2 separate regions of the Homo sapiens genome follow, and region 1 is linked to region 2. Evidence: chromatin loops called from intact Hi-C (ENCODE). Cell type or tissue: B cell. All regions are shown on one strand. Links, peaks and the distances in the headings refer to the core of each region. The heading gives the core; the rest is flanking DNA. Region 1 overlaps DBNDD1 (dysbindin domain containing 1). Region 2 holds the start of SNORA119 (small nucleolar RNA, H/ACA box 119).

Region 1 (9,355 bases), core at 485-8,484, 55 kb before region 2:
GGTGAGAATGGAGTTAGTCAATAAACACAGAATGCTGGGACTGTACTAGAAAACCATAAGCCACTGTCTTTTTTTTTTTTTTTTTTTTTAAGGCAAGGTTTCGCTCTGTTGCTCAAGCTGGATGGCACGATCACAGCTCACTGCATTCTTGACTTCCTGGGTTTCAGGCGGACCTCCTGCCTCAGCTTCCCGAGTAGCTGCCACACAGGTGTGCACCACCACACCTAGCTGTCATTATTAACACAGAACCACCTGCCCCACCTGCCTCTGAGGGTGCTGTCCCCAGAGATTCTCTGCAGAACTACTCTGGCCCCAGGTTTCCTTGATATTAGGGGGCTGCCAGAGAGGAGGGGGTGGGAGGCCAGGGTGTATGATCGCTTGAACCCAGGAGTTCGAGACCAGCCTGGGCAACATGGCAAGACCCTGTCTCTACCAAAAAAATTTTAATTAGCCAGGAGTGGTGGTCCCAGCTACTCAGGAGGCTGAAGTGGGAGGATCGCTTGAGCCCAAGAGGTTGAGGCTGCAGTGAGCTATGGTTTTACCACTGCACTCCAGCCTGGGCAACAGTGAGACCTTGTCTCTTGAGAGAGAGAGGCCAGGTGCGGTGGCTCATGCCTGTAATGCCAGCACTTTGGGAGGCCGAGGCAGACGGATCACCTGAGGTCAGGAGTTTGAGACCAGCCTGACCAACATGGAGAAACCCCATCTCTACTAAAAATACAGAATTAGCTGGGCATGGTGGCTCATGCCTGTAATCCCAGCTACTCGGAAGGCTGACGCAGGAGAATCGCTTGAACCCAGGAGGCGGAGGTTTTGATGAGCCAAGATCACGCCATTGCACTCCAGCCTGGGCAACAAGAACGAAACTCCATCTCAAAAAAAAAAAAGAGAGAGGAGAGGAGGGGGTGCCCCTCAGGACAGAAGGAGGGGCGGGGAGGGACAGAGGTGGAGCTGACAGCTACACCCCAGAGTGCTGCTCTGGGGTAAGGGTGTCCATGGAGTTCATGCCTGGCCTGTAAACCTGGGGAGGTAAGAGCCCCTGTAGCCTTCCTCAGCTGGGGATCCTGAGAGCAGGGCCTCCTGGCCGGTGACGTACATCCCTGCACCTTGGTTCCCCACTCGTACCTGCTCTCAGGGCTCTGGGTCAGCCATGCCAGAGGGACAGCGCCTGCTCTGTCCTGGACCTGGCAGGTCTGAGGCCCCTGCCGCACCCTCAGGGCCGGCTGCAGCACCCTCCTGAGACTCGAGGCTAGGACAGGGCTACGCCCTCTGCAGCCACGGCCACTGCTCTGAGCTGTGTGGAAGCATTTTGGAATTGTGACCACAGCACAGTCCAGCAGGACATGAACACACTGTGGGCGGGGGCCTGGGGCTTTGGTCTACACTGTCTCTCCTTGAGGAAGGGCCCAAGGGCCAGGCTGGGTCTCCTGGAGTCCCCTCTCCTGGGCACCCCCTCAGCGCTATGGACAATGGTCAAGCAGGCTTCTTCCTGCTGGTGTCCGGGAGGTCCCCCTGCTCACAGCCTTAGAACAGAGTCCACATCTCACCCCCTGTCCCCTGTGCCCTCTGGGCGGAGAGGTATCCCTGCTGGGCTTGGGGGTGGGCCAGGACACCAGTAACTTGACCCTTTAGGATGCTCAGAAACCTCATTCCAGATGCCAGTGGAAAGGTGGAAACCAGATTCCGCGAGAGCCCCGTCCAGCCCGCCCAACCCCCAGGCCTGAAACGGGCCATGCCATGACACAGCACTCGGCTTCTCAGACAGGAGGCAGGTGGGCCACACAGAATGACCACACGGCCGACGGGGCGAGGGGACACTGTCAGGCCACAGGGCTGCCCCCAGGCACAGCCTAACACTCGGCTCGCTGCCAGGCCACCTGCCCACAACCACACTGCCCAGCTCTTAAGCCACTGGGGACCTCCCAGCCCTGCACCGGTGCCCCTCACTCAGGAGGCCGGGCACCTGCGGGCCTCAGCTCCCTTGGCTCTGCTGGGGAGGGGTGGGGGTGCACCGGGACGGACGCTCCAGGCCCACCTGGCAGTATCTAGGCTGCCAGCTAGTGCCACGGGGGAGGACAGGCCCACCCCTCACAGGCAGCTGCTGGCGCTGTGAACCCCAGCTGCAGCCCCCTCAGCAAGAGCCTCATGGCAGCAGCTGCTCCCCTCGGCTTCAAGCACACCCAGCTACGATCAGTGCTCACCGCTGGGGGCTGCCAAAAATACCCCACAGGGTCCTCAGGGTGCTGCTGGCAGCAACGGGAAGGCACCTATCCATCTGACAAGCGTGCGCTGGGCACCCACTCAGGTGGGAGGTGCTGGTGTCCCCAGAAGGCCCCTGCCATGCAGGGTCCAGGAAGCAGCTGAGGGAAGGAGGGCCATCTGGAAACAGGTTCCTGCAGGGGCAATGGGTGGGGGGAAGGAAGCCAGCGCTTTGTCTCTTCCCTGAGAGATAGACCCACAGGGCCTAGGGCCAAAGGGGGGCATGCACCCAGGGACAGGCCTGACTCTGACTAACAGGACTCACTGGCTGCCTGAGGCAAGTGAGGTGGCCGCTAGGACGGCGTGGCCCTGGATGAGAGGGTGAGCAGCTGAGGAGGGGCTGAGGGGATCTGTGGAGGGATGGACATAAGACTCGCCAATGTCCCCGGCTTTGGGTCAGCAGCCAAGGGGCCTCCTGCTCTCATCTGACAAAACAATTGTTAAGTATATAAAAGAAACAGTTGGGCCAGGCACGGTGGCTCATGCCTATAATCTCAGCACTTTGGGAGGCCAAGGCGGGTGGATCACGAGTAAAAATACAAAAAAAAAAAAAAAAAATTAGCTGGGTGTGGTGGCGGGCACCTGTAGTCCCAGCTACTAAGGAGGCTGAGGCAGGAGAATCGCTTGAACCCGTGAGGTGGAGACTGCAATGAGCCGAGATCGCGCCACTGCACTCCAGCCTGGTGACAGAGCGAGACTCTGTCTCAAAAAAAAAAAAAAAAAAAGGTAGTTACGTTTGTGAAAAAAAATGAGGCCAGGCTCGGTGGCTCACACCTTGTAATCCTAGCACTTTGGGAGGCTGAGGCGGGCGGATCACCTGAGGTCAGGAGTTCAGCCTGGCCAACATGGTGAAACCCCGTCTCTACTAAAAATACAAAAATTAGCCGGGCGTGCTGGTGCATGCCTGTAATCCCATCTACTCAGGGGGATGAGGCAGGAGAATCGCTCAAACCCAAGGGGCAGAGGTTGCAGTGAGCCGAGATTGCACCACTGCACTCCAGCCTGGGTGACAGAGCGAGACTCCATCTAAAAAAAATAAATAAACATGGGAGAAACCTGGAAGAATATTTGCTCAACTGTGAGGCATGGTTGGTGGCTAAGGGATCACAGAATGGCAGGCCTGCCTATTCCTCCTGGTTTGTAACTTTCATTTAATGAGAATGTATTATTCTGAACTCAAATACGACATCAGTTTTTAAAAGGAAAAGTCAGTCCACAGTGGAGAGGGGCTGTTCTGGTTTGAAGGGGACCAAGAGGCTGGACATGGAAATCCATGGGCGATCCTTCAGGGGACCCTGGGCCGAGCTAGAAATCAGAGGCCAGGACGGCACTGGAATGCAGCCACGCGGGCCCTGGTGGGACTTCCACGCCTGCATGGTCGGCTTTCATGGGTGCTTGCGTACCAAAGGTGATCTGGATCTCAGATTCCTTGTTCACTAGGGGAGGCCAGGGCCCAAGGGGAAGGAGCAGCCTCCTTGAAGCCCCTCAACCCCTTGTCTGGGTCCAGGCATGAGGCCACAAGCCCAGCCATCCCATCACCTGCTGGTCACTGCCCAGAGTTTCAAAGGACTGGATGTGCCAAGTCCTCACACCCAGCCCCGCGTCCTGGGGGGATGTGGGAGCCCTGTGGATCTCAAGGTGACACTGTGTCTTTGGATGCAGAGATCGTTAAGGAGGCTGAGGTGCCGCAGGCTGCGCTGGGCGTCCCAGCCCAGGGGACAGGGGACAATGGCCACACGCCTGTGGAGGAGGAGGTCGGGGGCATCCCAGTACCAGCACCGGGGCTCCTGCAGGTCACGGAGAGGAGGCGTAAGTACTGCTCCCTGCCCAGCGCACGCTATGGGGACCCCGTGAGCTCCCCCAAGAGACAAGGCAGCAGGGTCCACCTCCTGTCCAAACACTCCCTGGGGGGTCTAGGTCCGGCGCTGTGTGCTAGGCTCTTGCAGCTCTGGTTCTCTGAGCCTCAGCTGCACCATCTGTCAAGTGAAAGCCTTCTAGTCATGAGTATACGCAACACTCATCAGATCCTGCCGGTGTGGGCTTTGCAGGAAGCTGTGGTTCACCCACAGCCTTGTGGGAGGACACAGCACACTCTCTCCTAGACCCCCGGGGCTCTGAGCAGCCTTGTGGGAGGGCCTGAGGGCTGACTGTACCCCCTCTGCCCTCAGAGCCTCTGAGCAGCGTCTCCTCTCTGGAGGTCCACTTCGACCTCCTGGACCTCACTGAGCTCACCGACATGTCGGACCAGGAGCTGGCCGAGGTCTTTGCTGACTCGGACGACGAGAACCTCAACACCGAGTCCCCAGCAGGTGAGGCCGGCATCAGGGCTGGGCTGGGAGGTGTGCCTGGTGGGCTGAGGCCCCTTGGGAAGTCCTGGGAGGTGTGTGTGGTGGGCTGAGGGCCCTTGGGACGTCCTGGGAGGTGTGTTTGGGGGGTGAGGCCCCTTGGGACGTCCTGGGAGGTGTGGGTGGTGGGCTGAGGCCCCTTGGGAAGTCCTGAGAGGTGTGCGTGGTGGGCTGAGGCCCCTTGGGAAGTCCTGGGAGGTGTGTTTGGGGGGTGAGGCCCCTTGGGACGTCCTGGGAGGTGTGGGTGGTGGGCTGAGGCCCCTTGGGAAGTCCTGGGAGGTGTGTTTGGGGGGTGAGGCCCCTTGGGACATCCTGGGAGGTGTGGGTGGTGGGCTGAGGCCCCTTGGGACGTCCTGGGAGGTGTGGGTGGTGGGCTGAGGCCCCTTGGGAAGTCCTGGGAGGTGTGCGTGGTGGGCTGAGGCCCCTTGGGAAGTCCTGGGAGGTGTGTTTGGGGGGTGAGGCCCCTTGGGACGTCCTGGGAGGTGTGGGTGGTGGGCTGAGGCCCCTTGGGAAGTCCTGGGAGGTGTGTTTGGGGGGTGAGGCCCCTTGGGACATCCTGGGAGGTGTGGGTGGTGGGCTGAGGCCCCTTGGGACGTCCTGGGAGGTGTGCGTGGTGGGCTGAGGCCCCTTGGGACGTCCTGGGAGGTGTGTGTGGTGGGCTGAGGCCCCTTGGGACGTCCTGGGAGGTGTGTGTGGTGGGCTGAGGCCCCTTGGGACGTCCTGGGAGGTGTGTTTGGGGGGTGAGGCCCCTTGGGACGTCCTGGGAGGTGTGTTTGGGGGGTGAGGCCCCTTGGGAAGTCCTGGGAGGTGTGTTTGGGGGGTGAGGCCCCTTGGGACGTCCTGGGAGGTGTGGGTGGTGGGCTGAGGCCCCTTGGGAAGTCCTGGGAGGTGTGCGTGTGTTTTAGCAAGAATCCCTCAGCACTTCATTTCACCACGCTGCTATCTGCCCAACTTGAAGCAACTTCCCCGTCACAGCTGCTTAAAACTTTACTTTTCAAGTGAGCAACAGACGGCTAAAGCCACTGTCCCCTCAAAAGCAGAATTTAATGAATGTGAATTTTCATCATAAAATGGGCCAAGAACGAAAGGTGGGGGTGGTCACCAGCCCGGGCCCCTCCTCAGCTCACTTAACTTCCTCTGATTCCCACGGGAGCGTTGCCATTGGCCTGAAGGCAGCTCCAGTGTCCTCACACTGCCGAGCAGGGCCCCCAGCACGGCCATTGTCGTGTCTCCTTCCTAAGCCGTGACGAGAGCACAGGACTCATGAGGATGCGACAGCGCGTCCTCAGTCTCTGACAGTGACCAGTGAAGGACACTGACGTGACCTGTGTGAACTTCAGTAACTGTGAGAGCATCAGGGCCGAGCCTTCTCCGCATGGGACAGTTTGGCCCAGCCTCTGCTTCCCAACCCCCCAGGCCACTCAGGACCTCATTAAAAGGACCAGCCCCACTGTGACTCCTGCCGGTGGCCAGCTGCTCCCATGGTTCCTGGAGTTGTCAGGAAGGGGTGTCGGCCTGTGTGTCCCAGGCTGCTGCAGCCCCAGGTGTCTGGGAGGGAATGGGGCCTCATGAGTCAGCCCCCAGCTCACCTCCAGGACAAGGCCATTGCCTGACCCTGGCCAGTTCCCACCAGCTCCATGTTGGCGGCAACCCTTCCCACCCAGCCCGTGAGCCCAGGCATGGCTGTTGTGGCTGGGGAGGTGGAGTGAGGGGCTCAGACTCCAGCCCACCCGAATCCCCAGCCCCACAGAGCCTGCACCGGGGACTCACAAGGCCCATGATGGGGCAGAGGCTCCAAGAGGCCGGGGACACACAAGGCCCATGATGGGGCAGAGGCTCCAAGAGGCCGGGGACACACAAGGCCCATGATGGGGCAGAGGCTCCAAGAGGCCTGCAGGGCTCATGGAGGGTGGTTGGCTGAGGTGGGACACCTGCGGGGGGAACAGTTTAGGGAGGCCCCACCAGGGTCACTTAATGACCAAACAGGAGAGGCTCAGCCTAGACTATACAGTGACTCCGGGGAGCACCAGAAAAGACCCTGCCCAGGCCCCACCCAGACCACAACATCCACCTCTCTGGTGGGGCCAGTGTGTGGTGGGGGCCTCCCGTTAGAGGTAGATGTGTGCATGCCTGGTGCAGGGGGCTGGTGCAGAGCATTGGCAGGAGTGGCGCAGGAGGCCGGCGGCACCTGGAGCTCCGCAGCATCCACCCAGGCCTCTCAGCCACACCGAGTTCCCCTTCCCGCATGCCCCTAGGTCTGCACCCGCTGCCCCGGGCCGGCTACCTGCGCTCCCCTTCCTGGACGAGGACAAGGGCTGAGCAGAGCCACGAGAAGCAGCCCCTAGGCGACCCCGAGCGGCAGGCCACAGTCCTGGACACGTTTCTCACTGTGGAGAGGCCCCAGGAGGACTAGACCATCTCCACCTGCCCCAGCTCCTGCAGGGATGGGGTCCGAACACGATGGCAGATCTGGGCAGTGCTGACCCAGCAGACACACTTCACCCGCCCACGAGGCTCCAGCCGTCACCTCCTGACACACACCCTGGGGGCAGCTCTCTGCCAGCCCCGAGACCGGCCTTGTCTGCTGGGCACGGGTCTTCGCCTCACTTGGAGACCAGCCGGCTTTCCTGGGGGACACACGGGGCCCCCGGATGCCTCTGGGAGCCCCAGCACAAGCACAGCCCAGTGGCCTTACGTCCAGCTCGTTCCTGGGCCCCGAGTCAGGAAGACAGCGTCACGGAGTCACTGCCAGGAACGTGCTGAGGAATGGAGTGGCCCACGGCGGCCTTGGGGTGAAGGGGACCCAGGCCTGTGACAGCCACTCCAGGAACTCCTGGGGGTGCTCCAACCTCCGCGTTTTCCTGTGCTGCCAAGCTCAGAAGCCAGAGGCGGGTTTGGTAGTGGCTAATGGGACAATGTGCTGTCCAGCAAAGCACACATGGAGAAGCGGCCCCAAAATTCCCACCTTGATTTCCATCCTGCCCCTTCTTCTACTCCACGGAGGCGCTGTCTCACTAGGGTCCCCTCCCCAAGGCTCAGCTCTAAGACCTGCACCTGCTTCTCTTGGCCCCTGCGTGACAGACAAGTCCATTCCCTCCTTAGCTCAGAACACCAAATATCACCAGACTGCCTAAGAGACTTGATGACACCTCCCGGAATGCTCTCGGGGTGGGGTTCACCTCTCCTTGTCCTGCACCCACTGCTAGGCCACATTCTCGTTTCTGCTCACATCCCATTGCCCGGCTACAAGGCCTGCCCACGGCCCTTAAACTTGCTGGGCAGGTTTGGAGCCCATGGGACCCCGTGGGTCTCTGTCCAGGAGCAGCAGAGGAGGCTGACAGGCCCTGCTCCCTCTGCTCTGGGGGTGTCTGGGAGCCCCAGCTCACACCCTCCCAATGCTTATATGCTGAAGCTCACAGAATGGGCTTCTTGCCTGACAGCAAGTCAAAGAATGAGTTTAATATCAAAGTGTAAGCTTACTTTCCATCCCCAAGCCAGCCTGCCCCCTGCCCCATTTCCCATGAGCACACTTCTGGGGAAGGAAAACAGGCTCCTGGCCTTCACTCTCAGCAGAGCTTTGGAGATGCCCCAGGCATGCCCTGAGCTCCTTCTGTGTACCTGCTCCCACTTCTGAGCCACCCGCTGCCCCTCCGCACTGCTGGCAAACCCAGTTCCTGCCTCAGCCAGGTCTCCTTCCCTGGTTTCCAGTCACACAGAGCCCAGCAGCTTTCTCTTTCAGTCCCATAAGGGCAGCCTTGTGTCCCTGGCCACACTTCCACCCGCCAGGGTCTTCCTCCCCATCTTTCCATCCTTCCTGCTGAGCTTCCACAGAGCTCGTTTGCAAACAGGGGGATTAAAGCATCACTGCGCATTCGAAGGCCTGGCCACAGTCTCTTCCTTTCCAATAGCAGAGTGAACGAGGTGCCTGCTGAGGGGTTGTGAGCTGAGCTGCCCTGGGCTCCGTGCCCGGACCATTCTCCAGCTGCAGCAGCCTGAGGGCTCTGCTGTGCTCACTTGGGTCACATGTGGGGGATGAGTGACCTGGATTTCCAGTCCCAAAGTCACACAACAGAAGGAATCATTAAAGAAGTGAAAGTCCCGCCCCACGTGCACGTAAAGGTAGCCCAGGCTGGGGGAGGGAGTCACAGAAGTCCCACCCCACGTGCATGTAAAGGTAGCCCAGGCTGGGGGAGGGAGTCACAGAAGTCCCGCCCCACGTTGCACGTAAAGGTGGCCTGGGCCAGGGGAGGGAGTTACAGAAGTCCCACCCCACGTGCACGTAAAGGTAGCCCGGGCCAGGGGAGGGAGTCACAGAAGTCCCGCCCCACGTGCACGTAAAGGTGGCCCGGGCCAGGGGAGGGAGTCACAGAAGTCCCGCCCCACGTGCACGTAAAGGTGGCCCGGGCCAGGGGAGGGAGTCACAGAAGTCCCGCCCCACGTGCACGTAAAGGTGGCCCGGGCCAGGGGAGGGAGTCACAGAAGTCCCACCCCACGTGCACGTAAAGGTGGCCCGGGCCAGGGGAGGGAGTCACAGAAGTCCCACCCCACGTGCACGTAAAGGTGGCCCGGGCCAGGGGAGGGAGTCACAGAAGTCCCGCCCCACGTGCACGTAAAGGTGGCCCGGGCCAGGGGAGGGAGTCACAGAAGTCCCGCCCCACGTGCACGTAAAGGTGGCCCGGGCCGGGGGAGGGAGTCAAAGAAGTCCCGCCCCACGTGCACGTAAAGGTGGCCCGGGCCAGGGGAGGGAGTCA
Region 2 (9,355 bases), core at 864-8,863:
CAGGGAGGGGGTCACAGGTGAGCTGGGCTGAAGTTCCTTTCCCTTCGCACAAGCCCCTCAACTTATTTCTTCCAGGCACCATTTAGGGCAGAGATTGTGAGTTTCAGCACAATGCCATGTCCCTTTTCTCCCTTTCACAGTAAACAATGATCAGCTGGACAAGGACCGCCAAGGTCACATGCTACCTTTCCCAGCATCCCTTGCGACCTTTCCCAGCATCCCTTGCAGCGAGGGGCTGTGTGGGATTGCACCGGGCCATGGGCATGTGAGCGGGAGCGACCCGGCCTCTCTGCCCCTCCTGCTTTTTGCCGGTTAGGTGCAGGGCAATGGAAAAGGAGGCCCTCCCCAACACCATTAGCTGTCATAGAGGCCCCAGACCACCTATGGGATTTTTACGTGAGGAAACGAACACATCTTCTCTAAGCCACTATGTTTTGGGGTTTTTTTTTCTTACCACCAATTTACCTGTTTCCTCATGAATATTCTACTTTCTACATTCCCAGGGATACCTGAATCAGCACAGGGGACACAGGGCAGCCAGGCCAAAGCACACACAGACCCAAGGACTGCATCAGGAACATCTGTGGCCTGGGACCCACCACCTTCTTTTGTTGTCACCTTCAAGACACCACCCGTCCTTGTCCATGTGGCTCACTCAGGGAGGAACTTACTTAGCCCACCCGCTTGCTTCAGTGGGTGGGCACACAGCCCAGAACTAGCCAATCGGCCACCGTCATTGGGTCAGTGGGCGGGCACACAGCCCAGAACTAGCCAATCGGCCACTGTCATTGGGTCAGGGGTGGGCACATGACCCAGAACTGGCCAGTCAGCCACTGTCATCCGGTCAGGACTGGCCAATGAAAGTCAGGCCTGAGGTTCCTGCTATAACCACTGTGAAAAGGCAGCTGTCATCTGCACAGGGAGGCTCAGCTCCTGGAAAGCAAGATGTGGTTGCCGGGACCGTCTCTGCCACCGCACAGGGAAGGCCTGCCTGAGGCTGGATCAGACACAGGAAGTCGAGTTGGAAGAGAGCAAGATTCCTGACACTGGAGGATCTTCCAGTCACCAAGCAAATACATTTTTCTTTTTGGCTTAAGCTACTCAGGGTTGAGTTTCTGTTCCTTGCAACAGGAGGGTCTAGGCTAATAGGGAAACCTCCCGCAGTGGGGTGAGGGCCCGTCTTCCACCCTGCCTGTCTCGTGCCCTTCTACCTCAGCCCCTGAGGCCGAGAGAGAGACCACCGCCTGAGAGAGAGCCAGAGGCTGGCAGGGTCCTCCTAGTTCCACAGTTCTGGCCTCGGCCCCAGGCTGCCCCACGGCGGGGCGGCCCCACACCCACCTTCAGCTCCTGGAGCTTCAGCCGGAGGTGGATGAGTCGCACCACGGCATCCTTCTGCTTCTCCGACTGCTCGGGCAGCTCCAGAATCACCTGCTTGCACTCCTCGATCGCCTGCCGCAGCTGCTGGACGTCAGAGGCCAGGAACAGACCCTGCCCAGGTTGGGGGCGGGGGCAGTCAAAGGCCCATCCTGCAGGAGCTCCCTGTTAAGGCCCATCCGCCGAGACAGGCCCAGAGCAGACCCCGACACCCCTCACCCAGAGAAGGAAACTCAACCCAGAGGGCACCGAGGACTTGCTCCAGGGCAGGAAAGGTGGCAGCACGGTCAAGGTCCACCCGGTGCTGCGTGCTCCTAGCCTGACCTGCCTGCCCACAGACCTCTGAAAACCTAATGTTTGAAAGTTGCTTTTCAAAAGACAACTTCCTTCTTTGAGAAATCCAGATGCTTTTTTGTTATGTCACTTCACTTCCTTCTGAAGAGCTTCCTCTTGGAGGAAAGCTAGGGAAAGGACATTTGCTGTCATGAAGGACAGTAAGTGGCCTCGAGCTTGACTGCCAAGCCCAAGCACATGCCGAGAGCCAGCCCCAGCACTTCTGGTTGCTTTCGCCACATAGCGACCAGGGGGCTCACGGCCCAGCAAGGCCCCAGACTCAGAACACTCTGGGGATCCCGGGGAAGACAGGATCAGGTCTCAGTGCTGGGGAGCCTGGACCCCGCCCTCAGGAGCCATCCTCCTCCTCCAGGCTGCTGGGCTCTGAGACCCAGGCAAAGGGGAGGTGGCACCCTCCCCTCCCCCTTGCAGCTCAGCCTGTGGCCCAAAGGAAGTGCTCAAAATGTTGTAATATACAAAACAAGCTGAGTGCAGTGGGTCACACCTATAATGCTAGCACTTTGGGAGGCCGAGGTGGGTGGATCACTTGAGCTCAGGAGCTTTAGACTAGCCTGGGCAACAGAGCGAGACCCCGTGTCTATAAAAAAAAAATGAAAAATTATCTGAGCATTGTAGTGCACACCTGTAGTCTCAGCTAATCAGGAAGCTGAGGTGGGAGGATCGCTTGGGCTCAGGAGGTCGAGGCTGCAGTGAGCCATGATTGCGCCACTGCACTTCACAGCGGGGGCAACAGAGCGAGACCTTATCTCAAGAAAAAGGAAAAAAAATAAGATACGAAACAAATATATGAAGTCTCTCCCTCTTTTTTTTTTTTTCAGACGGAGTCTCTGTCGCCCAGGCTGGAGTGCAGCGGCACGATCTCGGCTCACTGCAACCTCCACCTCCCGGGTTCAAGCGATTCTCCTGCCTCAGCCTCCTGAGTAGCTGGGACTACAGGGGCGCTCCACTATGCCCGGCTAAATTTTTTTTTGTATTTTTAGTAGAGACGGGGTTTCAGCATGTTGGTCAGGCTGGTCTCGAACTCCTGACCTCACGATCCGCCCGCCTCGGCCTCCCAAAGTGCTGGATTACAGGCGTGAGCCACCACGTCTGGCCCAAATCCTTTCAAAGTTACATTTGAATGTTGCCGTAATGTTTCCCTCAAAAGTTGGAGATGGTTTGCATAAAAATAAAAGGTTTTCAAACTTTTTTTTTCTTTGAGACGGAGTCTCACTCTGTCACCCAGGCTGGAGTGCAGTGGCGCAGTCTCGGCTCACTGCAAACTCTGCCTCCTAGGTTCACATCATTCTCCTACCTCAGCCTCCCGAGTAGCTGGGACTACAGGCATGTGCCACCACGCCCGGCTGATTTTTTGCATTTTTTAGTAGAGACGGGGTTTCACCGTGTTAGCCAGGATGGTCTCCATCTCCTGACCTCGTGATCCGCCCGCCTCAGCCTCCCAAAGTGCTGGGATTACAGGCGTGAGCCACCGCGCCCGGCCTCAAACTTTTTTAAAAAAATCATTATATCCTCCCCCTTTTCTTCTTCAACACAAGGCTTCCATGGAACAAAACACGGAACAAACAAGAGTGGCCCTGTAATACCGACTGGTCAGTACGAGGCAGACAAGGGGCTTCCCCTTGCCTCCCACACCCTGACTCTCGGCAAGTGTACAGGACCTCAAGGACCCCAGAGGGAATCTATTCTCTGCACATTTGCTTCATGAAGACATGGAGCTCAGGGGACAGAAGCAGCCCCAGGTTCATGAACCCCAATCCCAGGCTCTCTCCACCTGCCTTCACTCAGGCTCTGAGGGTGGGGGTCTGTGGTGTCATGCAGGCCTCAGATTCGAAGCCAGGAGCCCTGGCTGAGGTGGGGGCTGCTGAGCCTGACAATGGAGTGAGACTGTACCCCAGCTCACAGGACACTGCCCTGCCACCTGGGAGGGAGTGACAAGGAAACCCTGGCCCTTCCTGCCTTGGGGGTTCCCTCAGTCCCTCTCCCCTCCGAGATCTAAAACCTTACCACAGGGCGGGAGAAGTGGTCCTCAGACAGGCCGAGATCCATCACGCGTTCAGGGCAGCGGAATTCCGGCTCCCCAGGGGGCAGCTCAGGCAGGGCCTCTGGAGGAAGACGGGGACAGGTGTGGAGCGTCAGCTGCTACCTCCTGCCTCCCATCCCCTAGGGAGGAGCTGAGATAGCCAGGAGTGGGAAAGGGATTCAGGAAGCCGCACAGAAAGGAGGCACCGTGAGAGCTGGGCACCACTCAGATCTGCACACCGTCCAGTCTGCATTCACAGAGGAGCCCACAGCCTTGTGTAGACAGGAAAGAGCCACTCAAAATGAGGAGGTGGAATGACACTCGGTGCCAAAAGTCCTCAAGACAGCATTATAGAGACATCCCATTTCTAAGGTGGACACCTCATGCGTGACCACGGGGGCGAGAGAAAAACCACTGCATGGCTACACAGCAAAATCCACGAACCCCAGTGTCGACTCCAGGCCGTCTCTGCAGCTGCCCCGCTCCAAGCACTCCCTGATGACCTCATCTGCAGTTTCTAAAGCTCATGCCACCCTGACGCCCAGAGCACGTTCCCTCGGCTAACCTCTCCCTTACCAGGTCTCAGCGCTGACCGCACTCAGCAAGTGTTCCCTGAGCACCTACTATGTGCTGGGCCCTAGGATGCAGCAGTGATGGGTCAGGCACAAATCTTGCCCTCAGGAATGTGAATTCTAGTGGGGACACAGAAACAAACCACACGACCACAGAAGAGATGGGAAAAAGAACACAGCCAGCAGGTGCCGGCTCCGTGGGAAAGCCAGGGCTGCGCAGGACGCGGCAGGAAGAAAGGAGGGGTCCACGTAAGCAGTCAGAGACCTGCCCAGCTCCCACCCTGACTCCCACCAGCACCCACCTTCAGGAGTGACGTCCGGGACCTCCTCCCCAGGGCCCTGCTCATGCTGTCTCGGCCCAGACTGCTTGTTGAAGGGGTTGAGGTGGGCCTGCCGGAAACGGGCCAGCTTCTCATCATATTCCATAGCATCCCACCTGAGGGCCAGGCAGGGCCAGGATGAGTCCCCAGGTACCAGGCTCACCACGGACCACCCCCTTTCCCCAACCACACTGGGGTGTCTGGGGTGAGGCTGGCCTCTTTCACTTCCCTAAAGTGGGTAGTCCTCACACCACAGCCTTGATCTTCAGCCTTTTCCTGAAACACCTCAGCTGCCTCCTGCCCAGGCCCCCACTGGTGGCGTCCCCTTGGAAAGAGCTCACGGTGACAATGAGGGTCCCACGAGGGCACGTGGCCCATCTGAGGGGCCCAAGCTCCCTGCCTCCCAGCACAGGGTCCTCTTGCCCAATGTTGCAGAGCTCCAGCCCTAGAGCTACCTATGGGATCCTCTCTGGGCCTCAGCCCCAGATACTCACTCAGCCCCGCTCTAGCTTGCTATCCACCTGCTATGTGAGACACACCTCTCAGAAATGGGTTCCTCCTTCCTGGGCCCCAAGCAAAGGTGCTTTCTTGTCAGAGCACCCTGAAACCACAGCCCCTGTCTCAGGACTTAGGGTTGGACACTTGGGGACAGTTCCAGGGCCCATTCCTGCTCTGCCACAGGTGAGTGAGCAGGGCCCACCTTCCCCATGCCCAGGAGCAGGGGATCTTGGGAGGATTCCCTGCCAGCACACAGAGAAGCCCCCTACAAATGCATCCAGGCTCTCTGGCCTGGGTTCTGATCCTGTGATGAGCAACACGACCTGAACCAGGCCCACGGCTCTGTGCCTCAGGAACCCAGGAAACAGGCCGGAAGGGCCTAGTTCTCCACGTGGCAGAAGCTCAGGATCAAGAATTGCTCTTTCCCCACCCGGAGGCTCAGAACACTGCAGAACACACAGGGCTGATGGCTCCTGGCAGGGAGGAAGGGACTTTGGTTGGGGTGGGAGTAGAGGCAGTTGGCATCCAGCCCTCCCACTTAACTTCCTGGGCCACATTCCTTAGCCTCTCTGCCTCCATTTCCCCATCCGTAATGGGCCATTGTGAGGGTGAAATGAGTTAACAGAGACTGAGCACAAAGTAAGCTCGCTGTAAGGTCTGTTGATGTTATAGAAAGTCGGAGATGTCTTTTTAAAGTTGTTCAGTAACTGCAACAGTGTTAGTTATGCTTTCACTACACCTGCTACAGTGTTAGTTATGCTTTCACTACACCTGCTACAGTCTGAAATAATTCACAATTATAATAATCAATCCTATGATTTATCCTCTGTCTCTTCTCCCAAAAGAAAGAGAGCTGAGCCCAGAGGGGACGGCCCTGCTCAGGGTCACACTGTGGCCTGGAAGAACTGGGATTTGAACTAATTGCCTCACTGGCAGTGGGATAAGGAGGCCACCCCAACCCCACATGGCTGCCCTGCAACTGGGCAAGACTCCACACCACCTATGGGGCCTGTCCTGCCTGTTGTGCCTGTGGGGCAGGAGTGTGGGTTGGGCACCTGCACGCCAGCCTGAAAGGACAAAGCACCCATGGACAGGCTGCCCGTGGACCCCAACAGGGAGGCACGGGGAAGACACAGGGAACGTGAGTGGGCCCCAGTCCCACCTCCTTCTCTTATTACCTGATGACTGTGGGTGGGTCACAGAGTCAGAGGCGGCCACCCGATGCCAGCACCTCCCCAGTCTCCCAGGGAGCACCCAGGACACAGGAGAAATCAGGCCATCCCAACATCACTCCTCCTTCTTCCTGAATGAGGAGCCTCATTTTTGTTTGTCACATAATTTCCCAGCCTCCCCAGCAGCTAGACCTGGTAAAGTGACTGTTCTGACCCCCTCGGCTTGAGAAGATCAGGCAGATCTGAGCAGCTCTGGGCTCCTGGCTTCACTGACATACCCAAGTGCTTAGCCCTTCCATCCACCCCAGGAAGTACGTGTTCTCCCTGATTTATAGGCAAGAAAAGGGAGAACCAGAGACTAAATCAGGGCTATCTGAAAACAACAGTAATGGGCCGGGCGTGGTAGCTCACACCTATAATCCCAGCACTCTGGAAGGCCAAGGCAGGAGGACGGCATCCGGCCAGGCCCAATGCAATGAGGCCCTATCTCTATTAAATTTTATACAAATATGGGCTGGGCGCCGTGGCTCACGCCTGTAATCCCAGCACATTGGGAGGCCGAGGCGGGCGGATCACCAGGTCAGGAGATCGAAACCATCCTGGCTAACACATTGAAACCCTGTCTCTACTAGAAATACAAAAAATTAGCCAGGTGTGGTGGCAGGCGCCTGTAGCCCCAGCTACTCGGGAGGCTGAGGCAGCAGAATAGCGTGAACCCAGGAAGCGGAGCTTGCAGTGAGCCGAGAACGCACCACTGCACTCCAGCCTGGGCAACAGAGCGAGACTCCATATCAAAAAAAAAAAAAATCTTTTTTACATAAATATGTATGTGTGTGTATATACATATATATGTGTGTGTGTGTATACATACATATGAGAAAAAAGAAAAGACTTCTGAGAATTGTCCTTAAAGGTAGGGGCTGCCCCTCTTCAGCCATCCCTGCCTCCTGCTGCCTGGAATGCAGATGTAAAGGCTGCAGCTGGAATAGCCACACTGGGGAGAGTGACGTGATTGCAGGGGACTGCACCTGAGCCCTAAGCTGCTCACAGCCAGACTTCATTCAAGTGAGAGAAATACGATATTCCCACCAGTGTTATAGGGGAGGTTTTTGTCTCTTGCGGCCAAAGTAGATTCTGACTGAAAGACCCAGCTCGGTGGCTCACGCCTGTAATCCCAGCACTTTGGGAAGCAGAAGTGGGCTGATCACCTGAGGTGAGCAGTTCGAGACCAGCCTGGCCAACCTGGTGAAACCCCGTCTCTACCAAAAATACAAAAATTAGCCGGGCGTGGTGGTGGGCATCTGTAATCCCAGCTACTTGGGAGGCTGAGGCAGGAGAATCGCTTGAACCCAGGAGGTGAGCCGAGATTGAGCCACTGCACTCCAGCTTGGGTGACAGAGTGAGACTCCATCTCAGAAAAAAAAAAAAGAAAAGATTCTGACTGATGATCCCAATAGTTTCATGGTAACAAGACAGACACGTCCAGCTTGAATCCCAACTCTGCTAGCTCCTAGCTGTGTGACCTTGGGTAAGTGGATAAACGTTTCTCTGCCTCCATTCTCCCATGTCTCAAATGGGGATTACAATAGTACCATACAGGGTTATTGTCAAGATTAAAGTAGTTAATACTAAGTTCAGAGAACACTGGCCGGCACATAGTAAGCACCCAATAAATATTGATTATAATTTATCATTATTACTTTTTTTTGAGACAGGGTGTTGCTCTGTCACCCGAGCTGGAGTGCAGTGGTGCGATCACAGCTCACTGCAGCCTCAAACTCCTGGGCTGAAGGGGTCCTCCCATATTAGCCTCCCAAGTAGCTGGAACTCCAGTGTGTGCCACCACACTCAGCTAATTTTTTTTAACTTTTTGTAGAGACGGAGTCTCACTCTGATGCCCAGGCTGGTCTCAAACTCCTGGCTTCAAGCAACCCTCCTGCCTCTGCCTCCCAAATTGCTGGGATTATAGGTGTGAGCTACCATGCCTGGCCTATTACTGTTATTTTTAAGAATCATGGCCGGTGTGTGGTGGCTCACTTTGGGAGGCTGAGGCGGGTGGATCATTTGAGGTCAAGAGTTCAAACCAGCCTGACCAACATGGTGAAACCCCGTCTGTACTAAAAACACAAACAAATTAGCTGGGCATGGTGGTGCATGCCTGTAATCCAGCTACTTGGGAAGCTGAGGCAGGAGAATCACTTGAACACGGGAGGTGGAGGTTGCAGTGAGCCGAGATTGTGCCACTGCACTCCAGCCTAGGCAACACAGCAAAACTCCATCTCAAAAAAAAAAAAAAAATCAGCCCTGATTTAGACTCTGGTTCTCCATTGTCTTGCCTATAAATCAGGGGGAACACCTACTTTCTGGGGTGGATGGAAGGGCTAAGGACTTGTTTATGATGTCAGTGAAGCCAGGAGCCCAGAGCTGCTCAGAACAGACTGGCACTGTCATCACATATGGTGACCAGCCCAGGAAAAAGGTGCAGGAGCTACGCCTGGGGAAGCCGCTGGAAACCTCCTGGTGTTTAAAACATGGCCAGAGGAGCGTCAAGGAAGGCACGCTGGCAGGGACACCTCCGTTCTGCCCAGCAGCTGTACTCTAGGCTACCAGCTCTCCTCCGGGCTGTGAAAAAAGGCATCTTTTATTTGCCTATTTACTGACAGTCAGTGCCAGCCCCAGGCCTGGCGCACGGGCAGGGGATGAATGAGGGGAGGCCGCTGGCCTCGCAGCCTTAGCTTCTGCTCACACAGACCTGGGGATGCCGGCCACAGTGGCCGACTCTGAGCAGAACGCCAGCCTGCCCCTCTCACCAGGCTCACCCCACCAGTTCTGCACCCAGATGTGGGACTTGGCCTCAGAAAGGAGCGGGCAGGAAGTGGAAGAGTGAAAGCAAGAGGTCTGGCCACCCCCTGCCCCTCCTCTAGAGCCCACTGCTCTCATCGGGGAGGACCCCACAACTTAGCAATGAAAGGAAGCCGAAGAAAGCCGGCGGGGTTCCGGGGCACGGAGGGACCCTGGGCCGAAGCTCAGGACACGCGGGATGCA

What was found. Hi-C counts contacts between places; a loop is a spot of excess contacts. Peaks named below come from ENCODE experiments on the same cell type or tissue, not always from the same donor. Only the 100,000 strongest peaks of a DNase experiment are listed, where the experiment ranks them.
Region 1: it touches region 2 in a loop (4-fold over the local background); 5 of 110 quality-filtered maps call a loop at or near these places.

What each region holds. Positions count from the first base shown.
Region 1 is chr16:90,003,997-90,013,351 of GRCh38, reverse strand. DBNDD1 (dysbindin domain containing 1) reads left to right here. Exons shown (of 4, transcript NM_001042610.3): 2 at 3,922-4,068; 3 at 4,428-4,568; 4 at 6,860-8,481. The coding sequence ends at 7,017. Among named protein-coding and RNA genes, the nearest start is that of DBNDD1, 11 kb to the left of the region's middle. RefSeq lists an enhancer at 5,591-5,760. In B cell, for the core only: no CTCF peak of the experiment used is centred there; DNase peaks (open chromatin) are centred at 2,244, 4,421, 5,551, 6,674 and 1 weaker place; H3K4me3 peaks cover 1,220 bases; H3K27ac peaks cover 1,212 bases.
Region 2 is chr16:89,949,644-89,958,998 of GRCh38, reverse strand. It overlaps DEF8 (differentially expressed in FDCP 8 homolog), which reads right to left. Exons shown (of 13, transcript NM_001242818.2): 3 at 4,623-4,756; 4 at 3,733-3,830; 5 at 1,339-1,488. The coding sequence starts at 4,746. It overlaps SNORA119 (small nucleolar RNA, H/ACA box 119), which reads right to left and starts at 5,622; the gene lies at 5,479-5,622. RefSeq lists an enhancer at 4,887-5,176. In B cell, for the core only: no CTCF peak of the experiment used is centred there; DNase peaks (open chromatin) are centred at 2,208 and 4,888; H3K4me3 peaks cover 1,880 bases; H3K27ac peaks cover 1,827 bases.